4 separate regions of the Mus musculus genome follow, and all the other regions are linked to region 1. Evidence: chromatin loops called from intact Hi-C (ENCODE). Cell type or tissue: left cerebral cortex. All regions are shown on one strand. Links, peaks and the distances in the headings refer to the core of each region. The heading gives the core; the rest is flanking DNA. Region 1 holds the start of Lypd1 (Ly6/Plaur domain containing 1). Region 2 has its middle 46 kb from the start of Slc35f5. Region 3 has its middle 95 kb from the start of Gm41945. Region 4 overlaps Gpr39 (G protein-coupled receptor 39).

What was found. Hi-C counts contacts between places; a loop is a spot of excess contacts. Peaks named below come from ENCODE experiments on the same cell type or tissue, not always from the same donor. Only the 100,000 strongest peaks of a DNase experiment are listed, where the experiment ranks them.
Region 2: it touches region 1 in a loop (4-fold over the local background); 4 of 42 quality-filtered maps call a loop at or near these places.
Region 3: it touches region 1 in a loop (2.8-fold over the local background); 3 of 42 quality-filtered maps call a loop at or near these places.
Region 4: it touches region 1 in a loop (2.6-fold over the local background); 2 of 42 quality-filtered maps call a loop at or near these places.

The regions. Positions count from the first base shown.
Region 1 is chr1:125,907,181-125,914,926 of GRCm38, forward strand. Lypd1 (Ly6/Plaur domain containing 1) reads right to left here and starts at 5,034. Exons shown (of 3, transcript NM_145100.4): 1 at 4,659-5,034; 2 at 3,211-3,348. The coding sequence starts at 4,710. Nckap5 (NCK-associated protein 5) reads right to left here. Exons shown (of 17, transcript NM_001081756.1): 17 at 6,456-7,746. The coding sequence ends at 7,563. In left cerebral cortex, for the core only: a CTCF peak has its summit at 3,512 (motif pointing right); DNase peaks (open chromatin) are centred at 3,513, 4,532, 5,025 and 5,790; H3K4me3 peaks cover 2,921 bases; H3K27ac peaks cover 432 bases.
Region 2 is chr1:125,602,812-125,610,557 of GRCm38, forward strand. No RefSeq gene overlaps it. Among named protein-coding and RNA genes, the nearest start is that of Slc35f5, 46 kb to the left of the region's middle. In left cerebral cortex, for the core only: a CTCF peak has its summit at 4,803 (motif pointing right); a DNase peak (open chromatin) is centred at 4,811.
Region 3 is chr1:126,925,431-126,933,176 of GRCm38, forward strand. No RefSeq gene overlaps it. Among named protein-coding and RNA genes, the nearest start is that of Gm41945, 95 kb to the right of the region's middle. In left cerebral cortex, for the core only: CTCF peaks have their summits at 4,428 (motif pointing right) and 6,513; DNase peaks (open chromatin) are centred at 4,442, 5,344, 6,021 and 6,499.
Region 4 is chr1:125,786,184-125,793,929 of GRCm38, forward strand. All of the region lies in intron 1 of Gpr39 (G protein-coupled receptor 39), which reads left to right. Among named protein-coding and RNA genes, the nearest start is that of Gm41943, 52 kb to the right of the region's middle. In left cerebral cortex, for the core only: a CTCF peak has its summit at 3,773 (motif pointing right); a DNase peak (open chromatin) is centred at 3,801.

The DNA.
Region 1 (7,746 bases), core at 1,324-6,323:
AACAAACAAAGAGAAACTAAGAAACACCTCTTAACTGGTTTTCCCTTTGGATTCATTAATTGCTTCTGGTTTGTTTGTTTGTTTGTTTGTTTGTTTTGATACCAAGGTTAAGGTTATGTCCTGGACCCACATTCCCAGGGGAAAATGATGGAATGGAGAATGATGGAATGGAGAATGATGGAAAACCAGTTCTTGAAAGTTGTCCTCTGACCTCTGACCTCCACATGTAAGCTGTGCTATGTGTGCAATCACCACCCCCACCTCAAATAAATAAATGTAGCTTTTAGAAGTTTATACAAAGGATGAAACTAAAACTCAGTTTGGGCTATTTAGCAAGTGAGTTAGAGTGGCCATTTACTTGATCCTGGCGTTCCTAGGTGGCTGGTGAGTACAGATGCCCAGTGTCACAAGCAGGCACTGCACAGCTGCAGTTGTTGCAAGCAGAGGTCATGGACACAGACTGAAGATAGCCAGTTTTGCCTAGGTGGTCAGTCCATTGTAAATACTAGAGAATAGTGAATAAAAGCGTTTGCAGAACAATCATGAAGAATCCCAGCATTCATCCATGTTAAAAAAAAAAAGTTAGGTATGGCCACAACACTATGGAGGATAGAGGAGACAAGAGGATCTCTGGGGCTTGCTGCTGGCCAGAATCAGTGAGAATCCATGTCTTAAAGGGAAATGGGGAGAGAGAGCTGGATGCCTCCCTGGCCCCCACCTGCTCCTGCTTGAGTGTGTGCACCTTTGCATATGTATCCATGTTGTGTATATACACACATGCAGATATAGATATAGATATAGATAGATATAGATATAGATGATATAGATATAGATATAGATATATATCACATACATTTCCTCTCTCTGTCTCTCTCTGTCTCTCTCTGTCTCTCTCTGTCTCTCTCTCTCTCGTTCTCACCAAAAGAAGGAAAAAAGGTTGGCATTGCTGTGTGATAGTTTTTCCTCACCTTTTGACCTGTGGCTTATGTCCTCTAACCTGTGGCCATCGACACCTTTCTAGTGACATGTGTCACTAGAAAACAAGCAACCTAAACCAAAGACTTGCTTCAGGATTGCCTGTCTGGATGCTTTCTGTGGGTAATGTGGAAGTTATGAGGTCTTTTCTACAGTATAGTTTGGAGAAGAGGCTACAGCAAGACGAAAAGGGAGTGTGTGGCTGTCATCTTGGATGAACACATGGACAAAAAGCAGTGTTTCTTGGAAGTGTTCTGCCGAGTAACTCCTTTCCTTGATCACAGCCCTGGTTGTGAAGCCCAGCCTCCAGGTGAGCGGTGGCCTTGAGGATTCTGAGGAAGTTCTGAAGGCATGCTAATACCTTCCATCATGTCTGCCTCAAGCCTATTTCATGGAAGATATTGGAAGGCCAGAAGATGTTTGGCTCAGTTAAAATACAGTGCAAAGAAAATCACTCATCAAAACCATTCACATCCATCTTGGTTACAGTATTATCACTAAGTTTTGTGTTGTCCTCCTGCATTAAACAACAGGAGTAGCAGATGCTCCAACAATGCTCACTAGGTTTTGGAGGATACATTATGTTTGAGAGCAGTTACATCTTAGACTTCCCAGAATAGCATTTTTTTTTTAATACACTCCAGCCAATAATGTACTACAAAGAACAGCCACATACAAAGGGTCTGGAGAGATAGCCCGGCGGGGGAAGTGCTTCCAGGTAAGTGTGAGGACTAGAGTCTGGATGCCAAGCACACATGTAAATGTCAGCAGGATTGATGAGGCGATGCCTGCTTGTAAGCTCAGCCTTGGAGGCAGAGATCTGAGATTTTTTTGGACCAAGTTGTCTAGTTAGAATTGGTGAGTTCTCCGGGTTCAAGTAAAAGACTCTGCCTCAATATATATGAGCAAGGAAGATATGGATATCAACCTCTTGTCTCTACACATGCAAAGGTGCATCTTATACTGGCATGAATATCATGTACACATAACAGGTACCTATATATACTCATGTACCAACAACTATGAACATGTTTGCATACATACATGCATATCACACACACATACACATGAAAAAAGAATACACACACACCCTCACATCATTGCTCAGTCCTATAGAGAGCTGTCAGATAGGTTCCTTAAGCAACTAAGAAGTTAACAACAATATACTTCCATTCCCTAACCAGGAGAAGTTGCTTCTCCATGGTTCTGTCTTCAGTGCTAGCTTCTATCCATTGTTGTTCTGCCAGGGAGTTAAGGGGACTCGATTGCTCTAATGAGCTGTGGAGCTCCATGGGCACCTTGTTGGACTAAAAAGTAATAAGACTCACCCAATGTCATTCATCCCCAAGATGGTATTTCCCTTGCTTTCAGCAACCTTTAAATAGCCAAGTCTCTATTTGACCTTGGAATTGAAGCAGCAGCTCATTTATTTTCTCAAATGTCTGGTGCCACTTTGGGGTGAGTTTTTAATTTTAACTCCTGAGTGGGTGGGATTCTACCTTTCAAGACTTACTAGCTAGAGTGAAGTCGGTTCCAGCTAACTCCCTTCTTCAGCTGTACGACATACAGTCTCTTGACTTGGCTAGCTAGTAGCTAAATAGCTAGGGTATGGGGTGGGGGTGGGGGTATCCTTCCTGTGGAAGATCTTGGCAATTTGTGCTTGGAATTTGATGCATTAGTTCTAAAATTAAATAAAGATCCTATAGCGTTCTTCAAAGAAATATGGTGTGGCGCTATGACAAAACACATTTTTCAAGTTCTGACCTCTGGGAACTTCAAGTAGCTTCATATTTCAGTCTGACATTGCTCACAGGCTACTGTCGAGCTGCTAGAGCCGGGGCAGTTATCCATATATTGTTTTCACTGCCCCATCAGCTTTTTAGTCCAGGAAGGTGAAAGGTGTAAATAAAAAATAAAGATAAAAATAAAGGAAAGCTACTGATTTATAATAACTTCTCAGGAGTCCCCTGGGAAGAAGCCCTGGCAATTAACCCTAATGAGTTTAAAGTAACTTCCAACTCTTCATTTCCCCAGAACTGTAAAAAGTACATCTGTGCTAACCAGTGAGTGTATATGTATGTGTGTGTGTGTGTGTGTGTGTGTGTGTGTGTGTGCCCAAGTGCATGTGTAACACACAGTAGCATGTGTGTTACATCAGTCAGGATCTTTTCCTGTAATTTAATACCCTCCTTTCCCAGCCTTCCAAGGGGGTCGGAGGGGGAAAGAGTATCTTACCAGCACTTTGCTCCATCACTTCTTTCTGACACATGTCTTGAACGTTCACGGTGCAATTTACGATGAACTCAGGGGATGAGCAATCGTTGTTCAGCTGGAATTCTTCACACTGGTAGCACTGAATTTGCAGCGCCAGCCCTGTGGGACAGATGCGGTGGGGTTCAGAAACACTGGTTAAGATCTGGCTTGCACAGAGCACATCCTGGCTGGCCGGTATCACCGTGTACTGCCCCAGACAACAAGGGCTTCTGGGCTCTGCATCCTGATGTTCAGGAAGGCTGGAGGTGCCTGAAGCCAGCAGGGGGCGGCGGCATCAGTTCCCAGGGTCTAGGAGGATAAAGCCCTGCCAGAGACCCTACATTTCTTCTCTAGACACAAACAGCTCCTATAACACCCCTCCGGCCTTTCCGCAAGAAGTTGCAAAGAGACCGGTGAGAGTTCAAATCCCAGATCAAAGTAGTGGGGTACAAGCTTGAGCTCCTGTCTGAGCCTAATTACTAATTGGCTACAAATTGGTTAATTACTATTTTGGCACCGTTCATAATTGCATTGGCTGACGCGTTTTCGGTTTTATTTATTTAATCTTTTAAGTCAGCGTTCATGGGCTGAGGCTCTGATGCTTCCTGGAGACCACCCTGCAACCTGGGGGGGGGGGGAGGTGCTGGATGCTAAGTATCCCTGCTCAGTCCTCCAGCTCAGGCTCCCTTCTTGTGATCAGCGACAGGGGCAGCTGCTGCTGAGGGTTGGAGAGGATGTAATGAGAGAGTGCCTGCGTTGGATGTGCGCGTCTGCTTAGGGACCACCACAATGCAGCCCTTTTAGACCTGTCTTGTGACCCCTTTTTTTGAAAAACATGGCTGTTGGAAAAAAATTCTGATAGCTTAGAGTCCGCGATCAGGAGCAGTTACTTACCATATTTTCCTGGTTGCTCTCCTCTGATCTGGGAGCTTCTCTTTGGGCCGCATGCCCCTTCCTAACACCCTACCGATCGCAGGAAGAGCACAGCTAGCTCACTCAGTCCGGAAGGGCTGCTCCCCCGCCCCCAGCAGAGGATTGTCCGGCGAGTCGCTCACCTGTCAGCGTCGCCGCTCCCTTGGGTGGCCACAAACACTGGGTAACTTGACTAGGTTGGAGGCTTGTCGCTCCTTTTCCTGTCTCGCCCAACTCAAGGACCCTCCCCAATCCCAGCTCTGTATCCCCGACTGTGTACCCCACGCAGCTGCAGCCAAGAGTCGCGCCAATCTGCCGCTCTCGGCTCTCCTGCAGCGCGGGACTTGGAGAGCGTCCCAGTCTAGCGCCTTTGGTCTCAGTTTCCAGCACCAAACTCCCGCTGGGTAGCCCCAGCGCAGCGCGGACCACAGCTGGGCGCACTGGGGCTGAGAGCAGGGACGCTTGGCGAGATAGCAGGAGCGTGTCTGGCCAGGCAGCTGGCCTCTTCATCTTCTTACCTGGAAGCCAGAACAATCCGCAAAAAGTTGCTGCGATGCCGAGAACCCACATCCTCCCGGATCGGCAGGGCCGGGAGCGGGCAAGAGCATCAGAGACCACGACCGCAGCGGAGGCTGTTCTGGCCGCGGCGACAGTAGCTGCCGAGGCTGCCGAGGCTCGCGCTGCTGCCGCCCAAGCGACGGCTGCCACCGAGAGGAGCCGCAGGTGTCGCCCGCGGCGCCCGCATCGCCCGCGCCGGGGGCTCCCAGAGGCTGGTCCCAGGCTCCTTGGATTCGCGCTCCCTGGGGCGGAGCGCAGCGCCTCCGGAGGAGTTGGCTGCTGAGGCTTGAAGAACTACTGGCGATCCGGAGCACCCAAAAAAGTCTCGCCTCTTCTGCCCCCACCCCTCCCACTCCGGGTACCACGTGACGGCTGCTGAGTTGTGGTGGGGGTGGAGGGCGGGGAAGGCTGGGACTGTCTCTCTACTGTCCCCACCCCTTTCTGCCACCCTTTTAGCCTACCTCCTCTAGTTCCTTGGAAAGGAGCGCCTGCTGGGTTCGGGAGTAGTGTTGACAGAGGTTAGGAATAAGGAGGTGACTAGGGCGCAGCAGGTGCCATCAGGACCTGTCCTATGCGAACTCGGAGACCCGAGTGCTAGGCTGCGGTACCCTTCCCTTCCAGGTGTTATGTTCCCTTTCGGTGCTAACAGTACCCTTGCAATTGGGTCTCGCCCACCCAGCCCGGCGTCTTCTATCACTCGCTGCCCCCTGGCCCTCTGGGTGACTGCCCTGGATAAAGCGAAGGGCTGTTTCTGAGCACCTGGCAAAGTTGCGGAGCAGCGAGTTCCCTGGGGTGTCCGACGCAGCCGCGCCTCTTCCTGAGAGAAACCCACCTCACTGGCCACCTGGGTCTTCCAGCAGAATGCCTGCGAGTACGATGGTGACCCTACCGCAGCTAGCTCGCTTAGCCCAACCACCATCTCCTCACCTGCTTGCATGCACCGCAGGGGGATGCATTGACTCAGCCTCGGTCTCCTAGCCCAGAAATAAAGCTACCTGGGGAGTGGACACCCGGATCTGTGCTCTCACTGAAAAGCAAATGGGTCTGACTGCTCCCCCAAGCCACCAGCTATGGGTATACACTCCTTACAGCGCTAAAGCATGGCCAATTGGCCATAGGCTGCCTCCCTCCTCCACTACTCCCCTTTCTGACAATTCTAAGTGACCCACCTTGCGTATTCCCGGGACACCACGGTGTTATTTTGCCTTCCTGGTGGAGCTTTGTGGAAGACTGTGCTGTGCACAGAGCAGGCAGTCGCAGCTCTTGGTGCCCCCGCCCACAACCCCCGCGCATTTCCACCCACCCCCACCCCTGATTTGGGATTTGGGAGATTCGGTGGAAACCCGTGGCTAAGCATCACCCCTCTCCTGTGAGGTCTCCCGAGGGGAAGTGGTCTCTCAGCTGGGATGTGATCATTTATGTCCCTACCCTGCCAGCAGAGCAGGTTTGAAAGAGGCATAAATGACTTTCTTGTAATTCCTTTGCAGAGATCGGTCCATAGCTGCCTCAGGCTCATTCTCCCCCACCCCTCCCCCTCATTTCTAGCTGGTTAACTCCTTGGGGAGACAAGGATGCTTTGCCCATTACTCGCTTGTCTGAAGTGTGGATCTTAACAATTGTTCGAATTACTATTACAGTAGCAAGAGGGTTGGCTTATTTATTCTTTCAGGGAAACCTCTCCACAGAGCAAGCGTGAGACATAATTATAATAATCACGGGACCAACCTCTCCCTGAACAAAGTTCTTTTCTGCTCTTATAGGGTGTAATTGTGATAAGACCTTTATTCCAAAATGAAATGAAACAAAAGAATTTTTTCTAAAGACAAGGAGGATACTTTACACGCAGCTTGAATTTAAGGTAATGAAATCCAAATACAACAAATTGCACAAATACAATAACACTGGTCATACAATACTCTATAAAGATACAAGTGTTCTAAGGTAACCACACAAATCCTAAACATAGCTCTAGTCTGCCTGGTCTGTAGGCTTCTGTACAGAAGGAATTATAAATAGTTCACGTCTAGAAAAAATACACATAACCTTTAAAATAGAATTTATCCTCCCATATAAACAGTCTTTAATAGAAAAAAAGGATATTAAAAAGTAAGAAAGTTTCATAGCACCAACCATTCATTTATTTTTAAGATATGGCAAAGAGTACCCAGGTTTTAATAATAATATAAAAGCAGGGAAATTTAAAAAGAAAACAGCAAACACTCAGAATTGTGAGAAATACAATGGAGAGGATAGAAGAGGTTGGGAGTGAAGCCTGCTAAGATCTGCTCCCTTCCGCATCATCTGGTGCCATCTAATCAGTGCTCACACTCTAATTCTTCAACAGAACACCCATATCATCACATCTTCCTCGAGACAATGTGGCAAGTGGACCACCCAATCGAGAGAGACCTTCAGAACAGGTGACCTCCACCCCTCTGGCTTTCCTGCCTGCCCCACGCTTCCATTGACAGTATATGCACAAATGAGTTGAGGACCAAGATGATTATGTTCACAAAATCTTCAGCTGGGGTTTTTAAAAAATATATTATCAACTTCTAGAACTTAATGCATCGTTTCAAGAGCATGGCGCCAACTCTTTTTATTGCTATCTTTCTCCCCCTACAAATATAATTTCTCTCCCCCCCCAAAAAAATGTACAGCTTTTATACAAATACTCAAAAAAGTGCAAACATTGAGAATTCTCCATCATATTTTGCTTTTTAATCCTCTCAAAACACAGTAAGTCGAGGCGATCTCTATCAGTCCACGAGAGAAGTAAACTCTGGTATACTGGCTATCAGCTTCTCTGGAGTCTGTTTGCCTAGTGCACCATGCATGCAGGAGTCTCACTGAAGGATGCTCCTCTAGGCCTCGTTGGATGCTTGACTTGCACAAGAGGAGAAACTGTCATACAGAGAGTCACTCAGAGACTCCACGCGGTCCACCCCAGGCCGTTCGGAGCTACTCGAAGACACTTCTGTCTTTTTGCCTTTCTCTTCCTTTTGTCCTTCAACCTCACTTGGAGACTTCTCTTTTCCTAATAAAATC
Region 2 (7,746 bases), core at 1,703-6,702, 300 kb before region 1:
AATTTGAGATATCTGGTAATAACAAAAATAAGTTAAATAAATGCCAGGATATAACACAAGGTAGGGTTTACCTAGCACAGCCTAAAGTAAGCGCCTGGGCATGATTTAACATTAGAGGTTAGCCAATCCTTGTGTAGGATGTTGTACATTCAGGTCACATTCCTTGTTGTTTATATTTATATGTATGTGTGCATGTCTGTCCATGCTATCTGTCTGTGGAGGCCAGAAGAGGGGCTCACTTCCCCTGGGAGCAGTGTTACAGGCAGTTTTGAGCTCCCCGATGTTGGGGCTGGAAGCTGAACCCTGGACCTAATGATCGAGCTGCAAGCACTTGATTACTCACCATCTTTCCAGTCTCTCGTCCTGGTCATTTTTGTGAAAGTTTTCCTTAATGTATGAAAATAAGGAAAAAAAAATCTTAAAAGGCAAGTTGTTTTACCTTATACAAAATAAGTGATACTATGCTTTTGCTAAAGTAGTGGTTATCAATAGGCCATACCCAGCCATGCAACATCCCAGAACGAAGAGGACAATCATACATATGCATGCATACGTATACGTATATGTATGTGTATGTGCATATATGTTTATATGTGTGTATTTGTGTATGTGTATTTAGTATGCACACACATAAGCACCTCTAATTTATATATGTACTGGAAATACATACTGTTATATGTGTACTGAAAATACATACTGCTCAGTACCAGAGTGCCCTTGGTTGACTTAATGAGAATTACAAAGCAAAACATAACAAAAGCTGATTCCATGATTGAGCTGGATGATATAGGTTCTCAGTTCACTCCAGCATTCCATGACATGATGAATGTCTTGTATACAGAAAGAGGATTTTAAGGATGAGGAAGTTTTCAACTGGGCATAGTCTGATGGGGTTTGAATAGATGTCTCTTCTAGGCTCCTGTGTTTGAACATTTGATGCTCAATTGTCCTACTATTTGGGAAGATTGTGACACCTTAGGAGGTGGAGCCTCACTGGAGGAAGTGGGTTACTGGGGGGTGGGGCTGGAGGCTTCATAGTCCCCGCCCACTTTGCCTTCACTCTCTGCTTCCTCAGTGTGGAGCAATGGGATCAGCCAGCCCCCCTGCTCCTGCCAAAATGTCTTCCCGACTTCTTTCCGTGTCTTCTTTGCCACGGTGATGACCTGTATCTCTTGGAACTGTAAACCCAAATAAATCCCTTATTCCTTAAGTTGCTCTTTTCAGGATATCATGTCACAACAAGAGAAGGGAAGCTAAGACAAGGTCCAATTTAATTTTCTTTAAATGTATTTGATCAGCGAGCTCTTGTTCTTTTGCTGTCTTGTGCAGAGATATTTCCATCCCAGAGAACATGGCTTAGAAAAAACGCTGACTTAGTGATTGACAAAAAGCCGGATGTCTTTCTGTTGTGTGTGTCATTTGAGGTTTTGACAGTAGGAATGCTTCTCCTCCTGAGATAATGAGGACTCTGAAGAGACAATCCATTTCTATAGCTCTCTCAGCAGGCGTGGAGTGCTCTGCAAAGCAACTTTCAGCCCCTAATATGTACAAAGCATCTTCAGTTTGCAGTAAAATACCATGTAGCATAATACTGGTAAGCAGTCCAAAAGTAACATCTCCGATCCTTTTCAAATCGACTCAAAACAGCTGAAGCAGCTTCCCAATTAAGGCCAAAATGTCTGGGAGGGCATCGGGTTGTTAGAAGCAGAAGGGAGCTTTATAAAAGTCCCAGCTACCGGTCATTGAGAATGAGGCTCCCTTTGCTGCTGGGATTCTGTGCACATTTGTTTTGAAACGGGAATTAGAATTAATTGAGTCTGAAGTGTTACGTGGGGATGTACCTTTTCCTAAATGTAAAAAACATAGGCTAGATAATTCAGTCAGAAATGGAAAAATCATTGTCCCATTGCCCTTAAACTAGAAGGCTGGCTAATTTAAATAATACAGAGCCCAGAGAGAGGTCATTGGCAATCCTGGAGCACACAGAATGAGCCTCTGCTCTGGGTTTCCCACTGGTACCCATTAAATCTGGATTGATGGCTCAGTGGGTAAAGGTACTTGCCACCAAACTCTGATGCCCTCCCTCAGTTTGAGCTCTTAGGACCCACACGAGAGGAAAACAGTCTCCCACAGGCTGTCCCCTGACTGTCAGAAGTGTGCTGCGATAAGCACGTCCACACACATAGCCTCACACAATTAATCGTAAAATTAAATCTTAAAGACGACTTGGAATATTCACGGGAGAGCAAGAGATAAAGGTGAAGGTTATTTATTTATTTATTTATTTATTGGCAGATGACCTCTCATGTGTAATTAGGGAAAGGAGGGGAGAGAGACACACAGGGAGAGATAAACAGAAAGATAGACAGAAACCTTGAGTTACCTCTGACTCACTAGGCATCTTTTCTATTATAAATAACATTACCCACCTCTCAGTTCTGCTTGCTCAATGGCTCTGGTAAATGTTCTTTGAAATCTACCTGTACAAATATTATGTGTATACTAAATAACAGCTCTTGCGTTGAGAAAGGTAATTAAATCCAACACATCTGTGTAGGGGGAACACGTATCAGAGAAGCTTCGGGGAGTCCCTCAGTGAATGGCACATGCTTCAGTGTCAAGGGATGGATGCTCTTGGAGATGCACGTTGTACAAAAACATACGAAAACAACAACAGTGAATGGGTTGCAGATGTTGCCTTGGAAGATGATCGAGAAGAGGGGGCATTCTCAGCCATCGTGAAGAAAGAAAGGCTGCATGAAGAACAGTGGTTCTCAACCTTCCTAATACTGTGTCCCTGTAATACTGTCCCTTGTGTTGGAGTGGCCCTCAGGCATAAAAGTATACCCATTGCTACTTCATAACTAATTTTGCTTCTGTTAGGAATCAGTGTTTTCTTACGGTCTCAGCCACCCTTGCAAAGGGGCCGCAGCCCTCAGGTGGAGAACCATTAATCCAGAAGGTGACATTGAGTAGACACTGAAGGTGAAGGTCGGTTTTTGAGAAGTCCAGGGGAGAAGAAAGCAAACAATTTTGTAAAACTGGGCAGGTCTGTGAGATCCTAGGGGCAAGGTGTTTTGGAACTAGATTAACAAAGTGTTAGGAGCTGGGGAGGTTAAAGCTGACTGTCAACTTGAAAGGATTTGGAACCACGGACCTTCGGGGGTGCCTGTGAGGAATGATCCAGTTTGTATGCACTGAGGTGGGGAGAATCACCCCAGCTCTGGGCAGCACCATATTCATGGACTCTGAACTGAATAGAAGAAGAAAGTGAGCTAAGCACAAGCGTTCACCCCTCTGCTTCCTGACTGTGGATGAAGTGTGAGCAGCCGCATCACTCCTGCCACCATGCCTACCCCACCATGGCGGATTGCGCCCTCAAACTAGGAACCAAGATAACCTCTTTGTTGGTCTGGTATTTTCTTACAGCAACACAAAAATAATGGATGTAGAAAGCAATAGAAACTAGTGTTGTAAACTGTGAGTGTTGGTGTCAGCTTGCCTAGGCAGACTTAGATGTAGTATCAAAAGCTTTTTGAAGCTACAGTGGCACCTTGGTTTCTTTCTCGAATTACCCTGCGTACTGCATTCTCTTCTGTTCAGCCAGCAGCTCTGTTCCCTGGTGTCTGTCCTGCGTAACCTGAAGAAACAGCTGTGTCTCAGATGCTATCAATACTGTGAAAGTACAGTATGGGACAAGTGTGCTAGTGCCTTCCTAGAGGTGGCCTGCATCACTGATACAAGCAACAACTCAGTGGCCAAAGCCAGACATGGCCACACCTGGCCTCAGTGGGACAGGAGACATAGCCAGTCTTCAAAGAGGAAGGGGATGTAAAATATATTGAATAATTTGCCCAAAGCCTTGAAGGCAAGAATGAGTGTTTTACACTAATTATTCACAGGGTTACAAGCCACAGAAATTTTCTACAGAAAATCATGTGGTCTGGAGAAACTGAAAACAACACAAACAATAACAACAACAACAACAACAAAAAACAGGCCAAAAAACCAAGGAATGTGTGTGTGCGCGTGTGTTCGCGCACACGTAAAAGAGACAGAGATACAGAGACACAGACAGACAAACAGCACACACACACACACACACACACACACACACACACACACACACACTAGTTTTAATTGTTGGCTCCAGCCCTTCAGAAGATCTTATTCACAAGCCCCAGGAATCTGCAGTTTGAATAGGCAGCCAGATGGATAGTGTTTAGACTGTCTCATCCACAGATCTTAGTTTAAGACCTGGAATTGTGAGATCAGTGGGACTGAAAATGGTGGCTGAGATGGGGTAGTGACTGAGGACCCAGCTGGTCACTTAGAGTGCAGGAACTGAGGGCCGTGGGTTATAGGGGCAGCAGCCTGGGGACACTGCAAGAGGAACAGAGGTGGGTTTCTGGAGGGATTCTGGTACAAACAGCCAAGCAGCAGGGCAGCGAAGGGCGCAAATGCCAGCAGCTGAGATTAAGAACGTCACAGGATGGTCTTGCTCAAGCAAATAGCTTTCCACCCATGCTCACACAGTCAGCTCTAATTAAATGCAGTGGGGCACGGCAGCAACAAAAGGAACATGAAAGTCAGTTGGAGGAGGGCTGGACTGGAAAGATGGCTTAGCAGCTAAGAGCGCTTGCTCTACACACACACACACACACACACACACACACACACACACACACACACACACACACCCCTTTCCAAGGCTGGAGAGGGAACACTGAGATCTTTAGCAAAAGACAGCCCTCTTCATAGGGCTTGACAGTCCCACTAAAACTTGCTTGCCTTTGGCCAGCAGGGGGCGCTATGGCAGCACGGATGCTGATGGTTGACTAAACTGCAGAATCCTGCAGGCTGGGATTATTAGCCCGACCCACAGCACAGCATTTTGAGCGCTTCATTTATTACTTTTATAGCCATGAACCTTCAGAGGAGGAACTTTTAAGGTTTCTTTTTAATTATTAAGGCATCTAGGTTTTTTCTGAAGTGCCAATTCCGATAGTCAAAAAGAAATTAATTTCACAGAGTTTAAGGGAATTATTGCCCGTTTATTGACTTCCCTTGAGGCATATAGTGGCGATTAGGAAAGTGAGGAGAAAAACCAGGAAGAGAAAAGTGCATGGTGGCCACGGCAGGAAGGAGGACTACTGTGTCACCCTGGGACCCTTCCTGTTGCATTTTTCATATTTTTATACATCTTTACTTATTAAAAACTTTTAAGATAAAAAAAAATGCTTAGGTATGTGTATCTGCCTGCGAAAGTCAGAAGAGAGTATCAAAAAACGCTGGAGCTAGAGGAAGTGGCAGTTGTGTGGAGCCCAAAGTGGGTGCTGGGAATTGAATCCAAGTCCTCTGCAAGAGCAACAGCTGCTCCAGTCTGGTGTGTGTGTGTGTGTGTGTGTGTGCGCGCACACACACACACACATACACACACACACACCCATGTGGAGATCAGAAGTCAATTTTCAGAGTCAGTTCTTTCCTTCTACCGAGTAGGTCTTTCAGGTTTAGCAACAAGTGCCTTTATACTCACTGGGCCACCCTGCCAGCCTCTGCACGTTGTGGTTTGCTGCCCAGGTGATTTCTAGAGGGAGTGTGTCCCTTCACTTTTGTACCCGTAATAATGCATGGTAGTTATTTCTCAACACCTCTGAAAACATGTGTATCACTAATCTTTTTAACATTTGCCGTTCTGAGAGGGAATTACAGAAGTTGGGAGTAGTTTAAACTGGCATCTCACTCCTGGGAGGATAACACTCTTTCTTCCTTAAATTTTATTTGTATGGTTAGGGATGAAGCTCAGGTGGTAGCACGCTCGCTCGCTTAGCACACATAGAACCCTGATCTGTGTGGAGGCCAAAGGGAAATCTCACACATATTCCTCAGGTAGCATTCACCTCATTCTTTTTTTGTTTCTTTTGTTTTGCTTTTTATTAACAGCATTTTAAAAAATATTTTTTATTACGTATTTTCCTCAATTACATTTCCAATGCTATCCCAAAAGTCCCCCATACTCTCCCCCCCACTCCCCTACCCACCCATTCCCACTTTTTGGCCCTGGCATTCCCCTGTACTGGGGCATATAAAGTTTGCGTATCCAATGGGCCTCTCTTTCCAGTGATGGCCGACTAGGCCATCTTTTGATACATATGCAGCTAGAGTCAAGAGCTCCGGGGTACTGGTTAGTTCATAATGTTGTTGTACCTACAGGGTTGCAGATCTCTTTAGCTCCTTGGGTACTTTCTCTAGCTCCTCCATTGGGGGCCCTGTGATCCATCCAATAGCTGACTGTGAGCATCCACGTATGTGTTTGCTAGGCCCCAGCCTAGTCTAACAAGAGACAGCTATATCAGGGTCCTTTCAGCAAATGCTTGCGAGTGTATGCAATGGTGTCAGCGTTTGGAAGCTGATTATGGGATGGATCCCTGGATATGACAGTCTCTAGATGGTCCATCCTTTTGTCTCAGCTCCAAACTTTGTCTCTGTAACTCCTTCCATGGGTGATTGTTTCCAATTCTAAGAAGAGGCAAAGTGTCCACACTTTGGTCTTCGTTCTTCTTCAGTTTCATGTGTTTTGCAAATTGTCTTATATCTTGGGTATACTAAGTTTCTGGGCTAATATCCACTTATCAGTGAGAACATATCATTTGAGTTCTTTTGTGATTGTGTTACCTCACTCAGGATGATGCCCTCCAGGTCCAACCATTTGCCTAGGAATTTCATAAATTCATTCCTTTTAATAGCTGAGTAGTATCCATTGTGTAAATGTACCACATTTTTTTTGTGTCCATTCCTCTGTTGAAGAGCATCTGTGTTCTTTCCAGCTTCTGGCTATTATAAATAAGGCTGCTATGAACATAGTGGAGCATGTATTAACAATATTTTTATTAGATATTTTCTTAATTTACATTTCAAATGCTATCCCGAAAGTCACCTATACCCTCCCCCCACCCACCTACTCCTGCTTCCTGGCTCTGGCATTCCCCTGTACTGGGGCATACAATCTTCACAAGACCAAGGGCATCTCCTCCCATTGATGGCCGACTAGGTCATCCTCTGCTACATGCACAACTAGAGACACAACACTGGGGGTACTGATTATTTCATATTGCTGTTCCACCTATAGGGTTGCAGATCCCTTTAGCTCCTTGGGTACTTTCTCTAGCTCCTCCATTGGGGGCCCTGAGTTCCATCCAATAGATGACTGTGAGCATCCACTTATGTGTTTGCCAGGCACTGGCATACATTCCCCTCATTCTTATGAGAAGGCATCTCTCACTGACTCTAGACTTACCTAATAGTCTAGGCTAGCCAGTCAGCAAGACTCAGGAATCCTCCTGTGTCCACCCCCTCAGCTGACATGCCTTTTTTTAAAATGTGAGTTCTGGTGGATTTAGTTCAGGTCTTCTGCATGCAAGGCAAGCACGTTACTGACTGAGCCATCTCCTCAGCCAGACTTTATTTTTCATTAGGATATCCCAGCATGCTGAAGTGGCATATCATTGTGATTCTTGATTTCTGTTGTTCTTCTGTGCCTAGGATGGTTTAATTTTAAGTGCTGTCTTGATTGGGCCACTAGATCCATAGATAGGTGGTTAAATGTTCCTTTCTGGGTGTGTCTGTGAGGGTGTTCCCAGATAGGGGAACACCAGAATAAGTGGATGGAAGGAATAAAGGATTCTCGAGGGTATGTGAGGTCATCTAGTTTATTGAAGGCTTAGATAGAGTCTAAAAGCAGAG
Region 3 (7,746 bases), core at 1,730-6,729, 1.0 Mb after region 1:
CTACAGAGCAAAATGAGATCATTGCGTCTGTCCCTGGGAGTGTCACCTCTGTGCTCTGAGGCAGCAATCTGACCTAAGATTCCAGAACCCAAGCCTTTATCTGCCAGTCTTCGCTGGAACTCCCCGGGAATTATGCTGACTTCAGTGTCTATTTTCCTTCTTCTCTATGAGACACTATGGGCGGTGATTCCCCTCCCTACTGGTTAGGAGGCCCTGTGGTCTCTCTGGGCCAACAACCATTCTTGGCTCAGAGACTCCTATTGGCTTTCAGACAATCCTGGCAGACACTGCCCAAGACTTGGCTCAGAGCCTGCCCTACTGTGTTTTGAGAGCAGTACCGGCAACAGGAGGATTCTGAGTGCAGTAGCTAAATGCCGCGGGTTAAGTCACCCGATTTAAGGGGTGAGAGAAACAGTAGAGCTGTTAACTGTACACATCTGTGCCCCACATATGGCTACTCTAAGATCTGGGGCATTCTGGAGTCCTGATGCCTTTCCCTGGGCTCCACGGGGTATTTGAAGCATCCTCAGAAAAGGCTGCCATGGCACAATGGTCCTGAAAGTAAGATGATTGGCTGCTGGCAGAGTTGTCACCATCTTCACCAGACACGGGCTCTGTAATAGGCACCCTGACATGGTGCTGACTTGAGCCTGACCCCTCCTGATAATCTTTCATGAACAGAGTATGAAAAATGTCATCATCCCTCTTTCGTGTGGCTGAGGTTGTACCTACAAATAAGGAATCCAGAAGGCAACTGTGGGCGCTGTTCCTTCCGCATCTTCCATTTAAACAATTAATGAGAGTTTCTCATTGACCTAAAACATGCTAATAGTCTCGCCTGGCTGACCAGTGAGCCCTGAGGATCCACCTGTCTCTCAGCCTTCCAGCAGAGGGACTATGAGAGCTCACTACCATGCCCAGTATTCTAAACATGGCTTCTGGGTGATTGATCTATATTTGCAAGGCAAGCACTTTAATGACTGAGCTTTCCCCCACCCCCATACAACCTTTCTAATACATGAAAGCGTAAGTAGGAGACGAGCCAGGGCTTACTCAAAGTCAACATGAGCACCTCTGAGCTGGGAGCTCACAGGAGCAGGGTTGGAACTCAGAGGGGATACTGGTTCCTTCACTCTCCTACTCTTCAGAGTAAAGGGTTGTTTCTAGAATGCAGGTAAGGATTCCTGAATAAGAAATTAACACACTTGTACCCCACCCCAGGACTGTCCACTCAGCTCTTAATTTTCTCAGAAGGCACTGACCTAAGTGCACCCTCTGACCTACCAACAAAATCCCAGGGAGGTACATAAAGATGAGTGCCGAAAACTGGGATTCAACGTAACTAACGGACCGAAAAATTAGGAAGTCTGATGGTTTAATTTGAAACGGAAGTTACAGTCACAACAAATAATTTTTAATTAAGTAAAATGTCAAGACCCAGTCATCCAAAGAAGATACCAAAAGTATCCTCCATCACAGATTTATTCTTTGGAGAAATCTGCCACTCGCACCTCAAAATTTAATTTCCTGGAGCCCGCGGTTGGCATTCATTTTATCATTTTAATAATCTTTAATATTGTGTCAAAGATTAAAATCTGCCATGTACATATAGACCCAGGGTCCTACAGAGAGCGGAGGTCACATGGAGTAAAGGAGGCTGGGATATTTGGAGAAAGGAAGGGGGGCTCTGGACTGAGAGAGCCAAGAACATGAAAGGGAGCAACCGGGATAGCGATGAGGCCAGGACCAGTTGTGTCAATAGCAAGTGAGTGGGGATGTTCTTAGGGGACAACTAGCAGGAGACAGGGAGACTTGCTCCCCAGGGAAAAGAAACTGGGGCCTATATCTCACAGGTCAAACATAAGCGCTGTGCAAGCTGAGTATTCCCTGGTGGGCCTTTGTTGTCTAATTTGTCTTTCTAATGCTCGCTGGAAAAACTATTGCCGACAGTGCAAGCTGACATTTTACAAATGTCAGAGCTTATAAACAAGGACAGGCTCCAGTCCTAGGACCTACCTAGGTTTCTCAATCCATGAAACTGAGAGGCACTGAACGACTGGAGGACCCCTGGAGAACTGCTGGTCTTCAGTCCAGGTTAGAGGCCAAAGGAGCCATCAGTGAAGGGTGGAGCAGCAGCAACCACAGCAGCGATTACAAAGGCTCTGAACTTGGAAGCGGGGCAGATGAATTTACAAACAAGATGCGAAGGTAGGCAGGCAAAGAGCAAACCTTTTCCCTGATATTGTATACTGGGTGCTGCCCAAAGGTGCTGCTCACATGCAGGAGTAGGTCTCTTCACATCAGTTAGCATGTGAGGGTGAGGAAATTCCCTCACAGGTATGCCTAGAAGTTCATGGGAAGTACAGACCTTGTTCAGTTAGGGATGAATATTAGCCAACGGAGCAGCCTTTGTCAGGTCACCTGACCGCTATGAGACTTCACGCATGCGTGTTTGAAACTCATCCTACATAGGAAGGATGAGGAAACCGGAGTTTCATAGGTATCAAGGCACACAGGGGACTCTTTACTGATTCTATTTTAGGCCCCAACATTACCCTGCTTTATTATTATTATTATTATTATTATTATTATTATTATTATTATTATGGTTTGTTGCATTTTGTGTGCATGTGTGTTCCTGCTTGTCTGCATGTGCACAATGGACACACATGCACCCTCAGAGTCCAGAAGAGGGTATTTGGGTCCTCTGCAAATGGAGTTAGAAATGATTGTGAGCTGCTCCAATGTGGGTTCTCAGAACTGAACCCTGATCCTCTGCAAAAGCAGCAAGGACCCTTAGCCACCGAGCCCTTTGCTCCAAACACCTACACCCTGCTTCTAGATTGCACGAATCTGTTAGTCTTTGGTAGCTGACCTCAGACTCTAGCACACACTTGATAACCCTTCCTTCTGTGGGGCAGGAGCCAAATCCCTCCCTGGCACTTCCTGCAAACGTGAGCACTTGACTCAGAGAAGGAAAACGGAAATCCACACAGACATGAGCAGCTGGCAACTGGCTTTTCTTTTTCCAAACCAGTGCCCTTGCCTTTAGAAACCCCGAAGAGCCTGCATGATTAAAAACTGGAATTAATTAGAATACTTAAAATCCAGCAGCAGTCACTTTCAAAGCAACAGCCGACGGTGCCTCCACCACCTCCAAGTATTCCCATGGGCACCTACAGCTTCAAGAGAGAGACCCCAAACAGCACCCAGGAGGCCGTTAAAACCCATCTGCAGCCCCGGGAACTGTAGCAAACATTAAGCAGAAATGGGCACAGTTGTTTGGCAATGAAAAACTGGAGGTCTTTAATAAGCACCCACATAAACCTTGTTTTAAATTTCACATTCATGCTTCTATCAACATTGGTTTGGTTAATTATCTCAATATCTAAAATGGGGAAAGGGTTTGGAAGGTGGCTCTGTGGGAACTGTTTGTGGCAGAAGCACATAGACCTGAGTTTGGATCCCTAGAACCTACTTAAAGCCAAGTGGAGTTGAGGATATCTGTAATCCCAGCATGACTGCATAGATATGAGAGGCAGAGAGGGAGAGGAGAGTCTCTAGAAGCCTTCAGGCCTAGACGGCCACTGACAGCAGTGGAGAAAGAGACCCTGTCTCAGACAAGTTAGAGGGTTCAGGTTGTCCTCTGACCTCCACATGCATGCCTTAGTTTATATGGACCCTGCCTACACAAACAGAATACACACGCACACACACACACACACACACACATGCACACACATACACATATGCACACATAAACATGTACACACACACACACATGCACGCACGGGGAAATAAATATATAGTAATAAGGTATTGGTATCCAGGGATCTTCAAATAGTTATTGCTCTACAGTAGAAGCAGATAGTCTCAAACAGCACCTGGTTCATAAATGCTTGATAAACTAGATTTGTAAAGTTATGATTGTAAATTCCATAAAAATGCATCTGATCCAGTACTGAAAGGTGGATTTCCCTGTGGCCGTGGGGAGACAACATTTAAATGGTGCTGTTGCTAATATCTGCCATAAAGAAGTGTGGTGATCAATATTAATTCTCAGCTTGAGACACTCCAGAGTAGCTGAAGATGCAAGCTCCATGCTGTCTGTGAAGGGATTATTTGATTCAATCAATCGAGATGAGAGGGCTCATGTTAAATATGGGTGGCACCATGCCATGAACTGAGGTCCTGGACCGAATTACAGAGAGAAGGAAAGCAGTGCAGGGGTGCTCATCTGCTGTATTTCCCGACTGGAAACAATGTGACCACCTGCCCTATGTTCCTGCTGCCATGCAGTCCTTCTGTAACAGACTGTACCCCTTAACACTGTGAGCCCCTGAACCTTCTAAAGCTGCCTTTGAACAAAGTGATGGCTACAGACAGGGTTCCTCTTCATGCACCTTTATGATCATACTGTCATTTCTATTCCAAAGACAGCCAGCAGAGGGCAGAGCTCTATGGTTTTGTAATTAGTTGAAAGGACCCTGTAATTCTCTGTTGGCTCCCATCTGATCTTCCGATTCCAGTGATGAGCATGTGTCAATATCTGGTCATCGATAGTGTGAAAACGCTAAATTGAAACCCTACAAAGGAGGATGTGGTGGAGAGAAAAGATGCTCTATCTTCTTTCTGAAGAAAAAAATTCCTATTTTAAAAGGTTTGTTTTGTTTTTATGTGCATGTGTATTCATATTCTCTCTCGCTCACTCTCTCTCTTGCTCTCTCTCTCTTCCCTTCTCTGTGTGCATAGGTACTCATGGAATTCAGAAGAGGGCATCAGATTGCCTCCAGCTGGGCTTACAGATATTTGTGAGCCACCTGACATGGATGCTGGGAACAGAACCCTAGTCCTTTGCAACAGTGGTACTCACTCTTAGCCAGCCCTAGAAAAATCTCTTTTCACAGTGAGTCCATGGATAACTAGCAACTCCTTTTAAGTTAGTGATCCTACATTCTAGGTACTCAGCTGCTACCATGAGAGGCTAGGCTGTCAGGTGAGACAAGAAAACTGTCCGCAAGATGAACAGTGCTCCCACTCCAGATGAACAGTGCTCCTACTCCAAAGCCATATCGACACCCCAAAGAAAAGATGGTTCTCTTCCACAGGTCAGATTCACGGCAGAATCTACCTACCTACAACATTGAGGAGGAAATACTATTGTCTCTGCTCTTCCCTTCATCGCCGCTGTGTGGAGGGACCACATCTCTCCCCACACCAAAGTTCCGCCAAATGTTATCTGCATAGGCATCACCAAAACCTGCCTTGGCTCTTTTTATGGAACTTGAAATCTTTTTAATTGAGACAACACCCAGCCGACCAGCCACGGGCTTGCTGCACTGGGCTTTAAGTTAGTTTGACGTTAGCCTCCTACGTGTTACCAAACGCCTGTGTGGGTGCTGCCTTCTGTCTCGTTTAACACTGCAAGATCTCAAGTGCAGGACATTCCAAACCCATCGGCCTTCTCGTTTCTCTGCTCCAAAGCGTCATTCATTCGGAGGCTCTCTTGCGTTTCATATTCATTCTTTTCTACTCCCCTCCCTCCTCAAATTTTCTCATTATAGTCTGACCCTTTAAGCACAGTGTTATCTGGTTATCATTGAAAATTGCAAAATCTATAGCATAAATATAAAAACAACGTGTATATCTTAACTGTGTATCTTATTTTTAAAACGTGTGCTAGCAGACATTAGTTGTATATCTCAATGTATTCAGTGTGTTCTTCTCCTAAAAGAACGTTCGTTCATTTAGTTATTGGAGGGGGGGCACACACATGCTTGGCTCTCAGATGGGGGTCAAACATAGCTTGGGAAAATCAGTTCTCTTTCCAGCACCTACGTAGGGTCTCGGGATTGGATTTAGATCCGTCAGTTCCTCTGGCTTGACAGCAAGCCCCCTTCCCCACTGAGCCATCTTCCCAGCCCCACGTCTATATGTAAAACCGTTTTAACAGATACGCTGCACTGTTTCACAGGCCACGGGTGCCCTTTCTGAGTTAAACCTCTGTATCCAAGAAGATAAAGCATCTGGACTTGTTCACTTCCTCTCAGCTATTTGGACATCCGCATAGTCCCGGAGATGTTACTCACCAGGTTTTTAAAATAAATAAAATAAATAAAATACTATTTCCATTTGCCCAGGTGGCAAGATTACATTTCAGGATTGAAAGACAGGAGAAAGGAGGAGGGGGGATTGCTGACACAACATCTGCACTCTCTCTCTCTCTCTCTCTCTTTTTTTTTTTTTTTTTTTTTTTTGGTGGAATTTCATCACATTTCTGCTTGCAGCCTAATCATCTTACTGGGAATTAAGAAAACACAGGAATGTTTAAATTGTGCCATGCACCCACAGCTCCTATAAGTCTCGAATTTAATCCTGGGAGGTAGCTTTTCACACCAAGAAATCCCAGGAAGAAACTTCCTTTCTGTGTGTTTTGTGAGCTATGCTCCAAAAACCCATGACCGCATGCCTAAAACTATGGATGCAGCGCCATCTAGCTGCAGCAGTGGGTGGAGCAGGAGCCCAGAATTAGTAGCTTCAACCCTGATCTGCAGCTCACCTAGACAAACAGAAGCAGCTCTGACAATTGCTCACACTGAAATGCCGCTGCTAAGGAGGGAGAGCCCAGAATTCAAGCTGAGCCTGAGATACAGAGCCAGACCTTACGTGACTAATGAAGAACGTGGCTCAGGAGATGGCACAGTTGGTGAAGTACCTGCTTTGCAAGCCTGAGAATCCAAATTCCATACCAGGAATGTCATACGAAAATATCAGGCATGATGGCATGTGCCTGTTATCCTAGAACTGGAGAAAAGGAAATAGGCATATCCAACCTAGCCTACTTGGTGAGCTCCAAGCCAAACAACAAGAGATCCTGTCTCATAACAGCAAGGTGAATGGTACTTGAGAAATAGCTCGGATTGACCTCTGACTTCCACATGCACATGCTTACATGTGCAACAGAAAGGGGGAGAGGGGGAGGGAGAGAGGGAGAGAGGGAGAGAGGGAGAGAGGGAGAGAGGGAGAGAGGGAGAGAGGGGAGAGGGAGAGAGGGAGAGAGGGAGAGAGGGGGAGAGGGGGAGAGAGGGGAGAGAGGGAGAGAGGGAGAGAGAGAGAGAGAGAGAGAGAGAGAGAGAGAGAGAGAGAGAGAGAGAGAGAGAGGAGAGAAGCCCACTTTGCAGAAACACTGTGAAGTCTGGCATCATCAGAAGAAGAGCCAGGACATAAAAGCACAGCCCCTTGCTAGCATCACTCCCCCCCACTAGCTGGCTGTGGCTTCTCATACTGTCCTGAGCTCAGAGTCCCTCAAGGAGATTCAGGATGATAACTGTCATGCATTCAGTAGACTGTCGGCTGCACTCACTGCCTAATAAAACAGTCATATGCTTGAGGATATGGGGGAGGGGCTTGGTACCACTGTGGAGAGCTGAAGTCTAGGGAGCCTTGGCATGGGTCTGATCTGTGCCCACGGCATGGGCACAATCCACTCTCTTTTTTTATTTGAGCTTTTGATCAAATGACCCAGTGGCAGCATCCCCGGGTGCTCTAAGCACAACGTTTAAGATAAAGTGCCCTCTGAGAACCTATTTAACACTTGGCTACTCTCTATTTCTTGAGACTACTCAGTTACATCTACGGTAATCAGCTCAAAGAGCAGCCATTAACATGCATACAGATGAAACTGATTTTCCCTGAAACACCCTTTTCAGTGCTTTCCAAGGAGGCCTGTCTAACAGCAGACCCACG
Region 4 (7,746 bases), core at 1,641-6,640, 120 kb before region 1:
AGAGTACTCTTCTCCCACATCCTGCCCCTCTCTGTGTGAGTGTGTGTGTGTGTGTGTGTGTGTGTGTGTGTGTGTGTTTGTAGGATACTGAATGATGTTTGTCTTAGTTACTGTTCTATTGTCATGAAGAGATACCTTGACTAAAGCAACTTGGTTTTGTTTGTTTGTTTGTTTGTTTGTTTTTTAAACCATTTAATGGGCGTGAGTTTCAGAGGATGTGTCCATGACCATCATGGCAGGGAACATGGCAGCTGAGAGGCAGGCATGGTGTTGTGGCAGTAGCTGGGAGCTTACATCTTAGTCACAAGTTGAAGATAGAGAAACACTTTCACCAACATGGCCACATCTCCAGCGAGGCCACATCTCCTAATCCTTCCTCCAAAGAGTTCTACCAACTAGGGACCAAACATTCAAATACATGAGCCCATGAGGGCCATTCTTATTCTAACCATAACATCATTGGTTCACATATTTGGGGAGAGGGGATCGTGTGTGTGTGTGTGTGTGTGTGTGTGTGTGTGTGTGTGTGTGTGTGCATGCACATGTAGAGGCCAGAGGTTAGTGTTGGATATCACTCTCCAGAATCGATTTACTTTGTTCTTTTGAGACAAGATCTTTGGTGCAAGACTTGCTGCTTAGACTCATCTGGCTGATTACAGAGCCCTAGAAGACATGTCTGTCTTCTACCCAGCAATGGGATTGTAAACACACACCACTAAGCCCAGCTTTTTATTTATGTGGGTGCCAGAGCTTGGACTCAGATCTTTATGACTACATAACAAGAACTTTGGGGCTGGGCCATCCCTTCAGTTCATCGGATACTTTATAAGCCACTCTATCCCTTGTGTTCCTATACACACACGTCCCCAGGGACTTTTTAGCCTTGAGGATTTACAACTCATCACCAAAAGCACAGAGAAAATGATTCCCTTTCCATCCATCTTGCTTCCTATCAAGTTTTGATTCCATTATTCTGCTGGGCAAATGGCTCCCCTCTACCTGAGGATGCCTAGCTCTGGGGTCTTTGGCATGCAGGCTGAGTTTGGCTGCAACTGCAGCTGGAGTCTACTGGGATTCTAACCATGTGCTTTCCTCGCTGTTGGAAACGCAGCTCACCCAGACTTAGAGAGAAGGCGGCTTGGTATTACCTACCATCACCTTTGGGCAAGCCTATTTTGATAGGTTCCCTGGCTCGCCCCCTTTCTAGCACTCTGTTCATTTGTGACTCCTGCAGGAACTCCATGTCCTGTGGCAGCCTCAGAACTGCAGGAGCTGGACCTGGGGACATCCTTGGCTACAGGGATGCAGAGGATAGATGAGATCAGCCATAGAGTGTTTTTATTTGAGTGTGTTAAATCAATGCTCCGCCGACCATGTGTGTGTATGTTTATCTTTCTACCTTAGCTGCTGCCTATCAGCTGTATACATGCTGTTAGGGCATTCTTCCCACCACTACTGTGAAATGCCTGCTGGGAACTGCCTGTGTCATGGCTAATCGATGACCTGGGTACCTGCATCCTCTGTTTCCAGAGCACAGTGTAAAATTGAAATAGACTTGGGGATAGTCTTTCCTCCAGATAAGCTAAGCTGTCCATCTTAGGACAAGAATGTCTATCAAGTCCAAGTATCAGCCCCGCTGGTATACCTTCCACCCCACACAAGCCTGTGTATAATCTGCCTGCTGACCTCCATATAGTAACCCTTCTGGCCAGCTCTCCTGTCTGTCAGCCTCCATTTTCCTCTGGGAACTAGGGTCAGCTAAAGAGATACTGGTTTCCTCTGTAAGAAACCAGAACTTAAGATGGAAGCACAGAAGATTGAGCAATAAAAAAAAATAATCATACCCTGAATTCTCAGATCAAAAGAAATATATTTTAGACTTATATCAACAATACCAACAGACTTCTCCTTCCCCACTGACAACTGAAAATTTGTAGTTCTTCTTTTTAAATGTGTGCTTATATGTATATGATGCATGTACTGGTGTATATGCAGGCGTGTGTAGCTTCTCTCTTTGTTGGAAACAAGGCCTTCAGTGTTGCCACTGGTTCACAAGCCAATAGGCCGTGTGGGGTTATCTTGTATCCAACTCCCATCTCACCAGTAGGGAAGCTGGAATTACAGGCGTGTGCTATCATGTCAAACTTTCACATGGGTCCTGGGGATCTGAACTCACAGTCTCACAGTCTCATATTTGTGCAAGAAGTGCCTACCCATTGTTATTGGGGTAAGTTTTCCTACTTTCAGTACACCGAGGGAGGGCCAGCAGGAGGAATTGTTTGTGTGCAGATTTAGATCAGTGGGCCTGAAATGGAGTTGAGACTATACATTTCTGTCAAGTTCTTGTAGATGTGGATGGAATTTGGTTCAGGACCAACTATGTAACAAGGGGCCAGGAGCCTAAAGGATGGTGGTGCTTATCTTACATAGAAGACCTGGTCAGGAGAGAGGGAGTGATTATCTTATTAGATGAAATGAGTAGCCATTAGGGCTGCACATCACATCAATCTGCGAATGAGGTTTCTGGGGAGACTTAGGTGTCTGGCTAGGAAGGGAAAGGGGCCTCCTCAAGTAAGAGTGAAATGTGGGATGCCTGCTCCTCTGCTGGCAAAAGCTTCAACCAGATACAATGCCAAGGTCTTCTTTCCCCCTTTTCTGTCCCTGGGATTTCCCTTTGTCTGACTTTAGAACAGTTGATATGGCAGAGATCTAAGAAATAACAGCCGAGGTGTCCTCTGTCTGAGATGACCTGGGGTTTGCTCATGTTCTATCTTCTTCTTCCCTGGTGTTTTGGATGTGGATAAGTGCCCACAGGATGTCTGGTAGGATTTTCAGGATCTCACATCCAGGAATAATGGATGTGACTATATGGATACTAATAGCAGTAGAGACCATCCATAAGGAAGACATAGATACTCCTGAGAGAGGAAGTGGGCTAGAGGGCTGGGGCAGAACCCGGCGTCAAAAGACCCCAGAGTCATGGCTCCTACAAGGTTATTCACAGAGCACCACCTTCTCCCAGGTTTGAAGACAGACAGACAGACTTCTGCACACATTCTGCTAATCTTGTGAAGCCTTGGTGGGAAGGGATCACCAGACTTCCTGCCAATGGCTTCTTTTATATGTTAATCTCGATTTATCCCTCCATACCTACTCTACTGACCTAACACACTGTACATTGTCATCAATTAGACTAGTTCCTTCCCTCCATTCTTTCTGAGGCATTACCATGTATAAGTGACTATCTAGTATCAGCTCCCTGTCTCCTGGCCAGCGTGCTAAGAACTCACTCCTGCTTTCTGGAGTGGGCGTTGGAGCTTGGACACACTGGGGTGGCTAGATTCTGTCTGCAGCAGACTGCGAGAAAGGGGCATTATCCACAAATGTCACACAGTGGTAGTGGGAAGGAAGGGCAGGCTGACATGCTGGCTGTCCCTAGTTCCTCCAAGAAAAGAAAGCATCCCGCCTGGGTTCATGCAAATTCAAGGGAGTATTTTGATAAAACAGTACTTGGAACAGCAAGATGATGCGTTTCGTATATTCCACTGTCTCTGGCCAGTCCACCAAGGGAGGGTCTCTGGGGTTATCCACGAGAAAGCTCTAAAATTGCATTATAAGGAATATTTGCCCATTAGCTTAGATGGAATTGTCTCCTAACAGGGTCCTGAGGGTGGAAGGCACTGTCAGGGGGAGGAGGAGAGAGAATTGAAAACTAATTGACAAGGCAAATGGCATTTTCTTGGAACCCATGCAAAAATGTGTCTAGCTGGGCTCCGTGTGTCCAGCAGGGGTCAGCAGTGCACAGACATTAATTCTTGTGGGCCCAGGAGCTTGGAGATGTCCCTGAGCTAGCCACAGGGAAGATGGCTGTGGAGCTTCATAGATTTCCCTGGCCTGGCAAACCAGGACATTGACGCCCAATCTCTGTCCTATGGCCACACTCTTTATTCTTCCCCATGTCCCGAGAAGTCAATAACTCTTTAGGTCAGCTGGGTTTTTATTCTGGCCACGTCCTTTTGTCTTTTGCCCACCTTGGGTGATTTAGTATCTCCACAGCCTGCCTGCAGATTAAAAGTAAAGTAGGATTAAGGAGTCAGCCTCATTAATATGATAGTTCAGCTAACAGATGCTTAAAATAGCATTGCAAGCCATCCCTCTTCCTGGGTTGAGATTGTATTAGAGCTACCGTGGGCACGACACCTGCAGATCATAGCAGGGAACTTGAGAGTTGATACTCCTTTAGAATGGAAAAGTCCCCGCAAATGTGAGAAAAACAATTCTCAATGACTTCTACTCAAATTAGGGATAGAAAAGACACCCAGTTTGTGTGTCCCTAATGCTGCTGAAGAATGGAGCTCGTCACGTATTTTCTCAGCAGTTTGTCATGTTTGTTTTAAATGAGGTTAATGATGGATAGCTCTGTCTGCTTTGCTGGGCTGAGATGCTTTTGCAGGCTGCATCCTCCTTCCTCTCCTTCCAGAAATTTCTTGTGTCTTTCATAAGGTTCCCTTCCCCCGGCTTCCTCTCCCCAAGGTTAATCTAATTCTGTTCTTTTAAAAAGAACCCCCTCTAAATAATGCCCTAGCTCTTCCTCCTGTTGAAACCCCTCAAGGATGCTCTAGTCTGGAAAAGACATGGCGTCTCCTCTTTAACTGGCTAGTTCCAATCAGCAGGCTGGTGTTCAAGTGTCATTTTCCCTGATATCATTTTTAGTTTAAATAACAGGCCACAAACAATTGCTAAAGGCCTTCTAGAACATTCCACTGGGGTCTGGCCATTAAGTAATATTTTGATTTAAAAAAACAAATGCAAGTTTGCACAGGAGGCAACCAAAGAAACAGTCAGCACTAATTGGTTATCAGAACAGCAAAAAGTCCATTTTCCCTGGCTTTTAGACCATATTCTCTGAGCTCAGAGGACTACCCTCGATGCTTAATGGTTAGACTTGGTGAGTAAATATGTATTAGGAAGCAAGTCATTTGGAGAGCTGTGGAGTAAACAGAATCTAAAAGCCACCGCCAATGGATGCCATTCTCCTTTCTGGTCACATCTGCCCGTACAGCAGCTCTCAACCTCGTCTCTGGGAGCTCACCTATCACTCTGCCTTGCTCATTCTCAGTTTCCTCAACTGCAAAATGGGGAAAGCAAGAGCTGCCACACCAGCCCGTCATGATGCTCAGGCCGATGTGCACAGCATTTAGCAGCCTGCAGCAAGTCCCCCAGGTACGCAGCCTTTGCCATTCTTATGGTTGTGACTGCTGCTATCAGTCTATGCAATCCTGATCCTGTGCCCGGGTGCCTTTTAGAGTGTCTGCATGTCTCTAGAGTTCTCAGCAAAATGTTACCTAGGGAGGGCACATTTCACCCCTAAAACAGGCCAGGACACACATGCATGCATGCATGAGTGCTGGCATGTGCATGTGTGCACATGCACACACACACACACACACACACACACACACCTCATTCTAACCACTCACCATGACTAACAAACTTTCATATAAATAGATGTGAATCTAGTCTTAGATTGAGTGTTGCATTCAGTGAATGCCTTTCAACTTTCTAAAATATGTATATTTATATCAAATGTATATGTGTACATATACAGACACATATGTCATCTTGTGGCGGGGCAGAGGTCAACAGAGCATTTTCTTCAATGGCTCTTCACTGTATATTTGAGAAAGGGTTCCTTACTGAACATGGAGCTCCGGGAACACGCTTGCCTCCTCTGAGTGCTCAGCACTGACAGGGATTATGGCCACCATGCCAGGCATTTTACATGAGCACTGGGGATCCAGAGCAACACCTCATTCTTGCCTAGGAAGCCCCTTACTGGATGTGCCACACCCCTCCCCAGTCCCCCATGTATAAATGAAAGACAATAAAGAAAACTAGCATGTGTGCTTCGATAATGAATTCTTCTGCTTCTGTTCTCATTTTAGCCAGAGGTAGAGTCTCTTTCAGTCTCTGCCAGCACCTAGAACACTCTCCAGTCACCAGCCAGTGACTGGGTGGGTCTGGGAGTGTGGCAGTGACAGAGGCCTTGCCTAGTGTATGCAAAGCTATGGACCAATTCCCCATGTTCAGGCTCTTGCATCTCCAACTATAGCCACCTTGGGGGTGAGGCACTTTATGCATGGACATTTGGCCTGTTAAATGCTTGCTCCTAGAATTCCTGTGGGCCTCTTGAGAAGAGGATGATGTCAGGCTCTGGGTTTGAGGATTGACTTGTGCCCCGTCCTGACGTATATCAGTGTCTGCACTCATAGCCCAGGTGCGTAGCACTTCAGTCACTGTCTTCTACTCTGCCCTCAGATTCGGAGGTCAGAAACTACCCTTTTGCCTCTGCTCACCTAACACTCAGACCATGCCTCGAAGAAGGCCAGTATCCCTGGGTGTTGGCTTTAACAGGGGCTCATTCGTGAGTCATTTGGATTATGTTGGGAGATGGCTCTCTAGGTAAAGTGCTTGCCAGGCCGGTGTGAGGACTGATGGTTGAGTCCCCAGTACTCATGAAACCTGAAGGCAGTAGAGCATATTTGTAATCCCAGTATTCCTATGATGAAATGGGAGTCAGAGATTGGGGGAGTCCTGAAAGCTCACAGGCCAGCTGGAGTACTCAGTGGCAGACAATAACAATAATAACAATAATAATAATAATAGTGGCAGAAACACCTGTCTTGAAGAAGGTGGAAAGCAAGGACTGATACCCCAGTTTGTTCTATGACCTCCATATATGTACCCTGGAACTCACATGCCTGCACTTGTGCACACACACATGCACACACACATGCACACACACACGCACACACACACACACACACACACACACACAGAGGATTAAACATAATGACAAAGGGACATGCCAAGAGCTTCCCCTGAAAGCCTGGCTGATTATTCAGCCTGGGTGTCTAGTTCTGAATTCGCCAAACAGCATGAAGCTACCTAAGCCAGGGAAGTAGATGCTGCAGCCGGGAAGATAATGAATATGCAAACAGCATCACAGAGTTAAGTACTTGGAGAAGCACTTATTGTCTACCGTTTAGTGAAAGATCAAGCACAAGAAGATGACGCTTGTTTTAAAAGGAGGAACGGATGGCTGGCGGGCATGCAAAGGACGGCTGTGGGGAGAAGGTGAGTCTGAGGTGCCATGCTTCTAGAACAGGCTGATCATTTGTGAACTGGGAAGTGGGTGTCTGCAGTGGAGGAGCCTGCCTTCTGCGGGGAACACCCAGGCTCTGTGACATCTGTTGTCCCCAAGGCCTGAAGCCACCAGGACATGAGGCCACCACTTGCTTTGGTCCCACGGACGATGAGAAGATGGAGCTGGGCTGGAAAGAGCTCATTTAATACAGTGCTTTCCTTGCAAGAATGGGGACCTGAGTTTGATCCCAAACAGCCAATAAAAAGCTGGGCATGGAGGCACTTGGGTGCAACCCCAGTGCTCGGCAAGGATGGCAGAGAGGATCCCTGAGGCTCACTGCCTGCCAGCTGCCCTAACCTGCTTGCTGAGTGCCAGGTCAGTGAGAGGCCCTGACTTAAAAGAATTGTGGATGCACCTGAAGACTGACAATTCAGCCTGGTTATTATCTTCCAGACAGAGAGAGAGAGAGAGAGGAGAGAGAGAGAGAGAGAGAGAGAGAGAGAGAGAGAGAGAGAGAGAGAGAGAGAGAGAGAGAGAGAGAGAGACCGGGCTGTAGTCATCTGGGTCATCTGGAGGCTGTGGTGTACATTTCCAGGGGA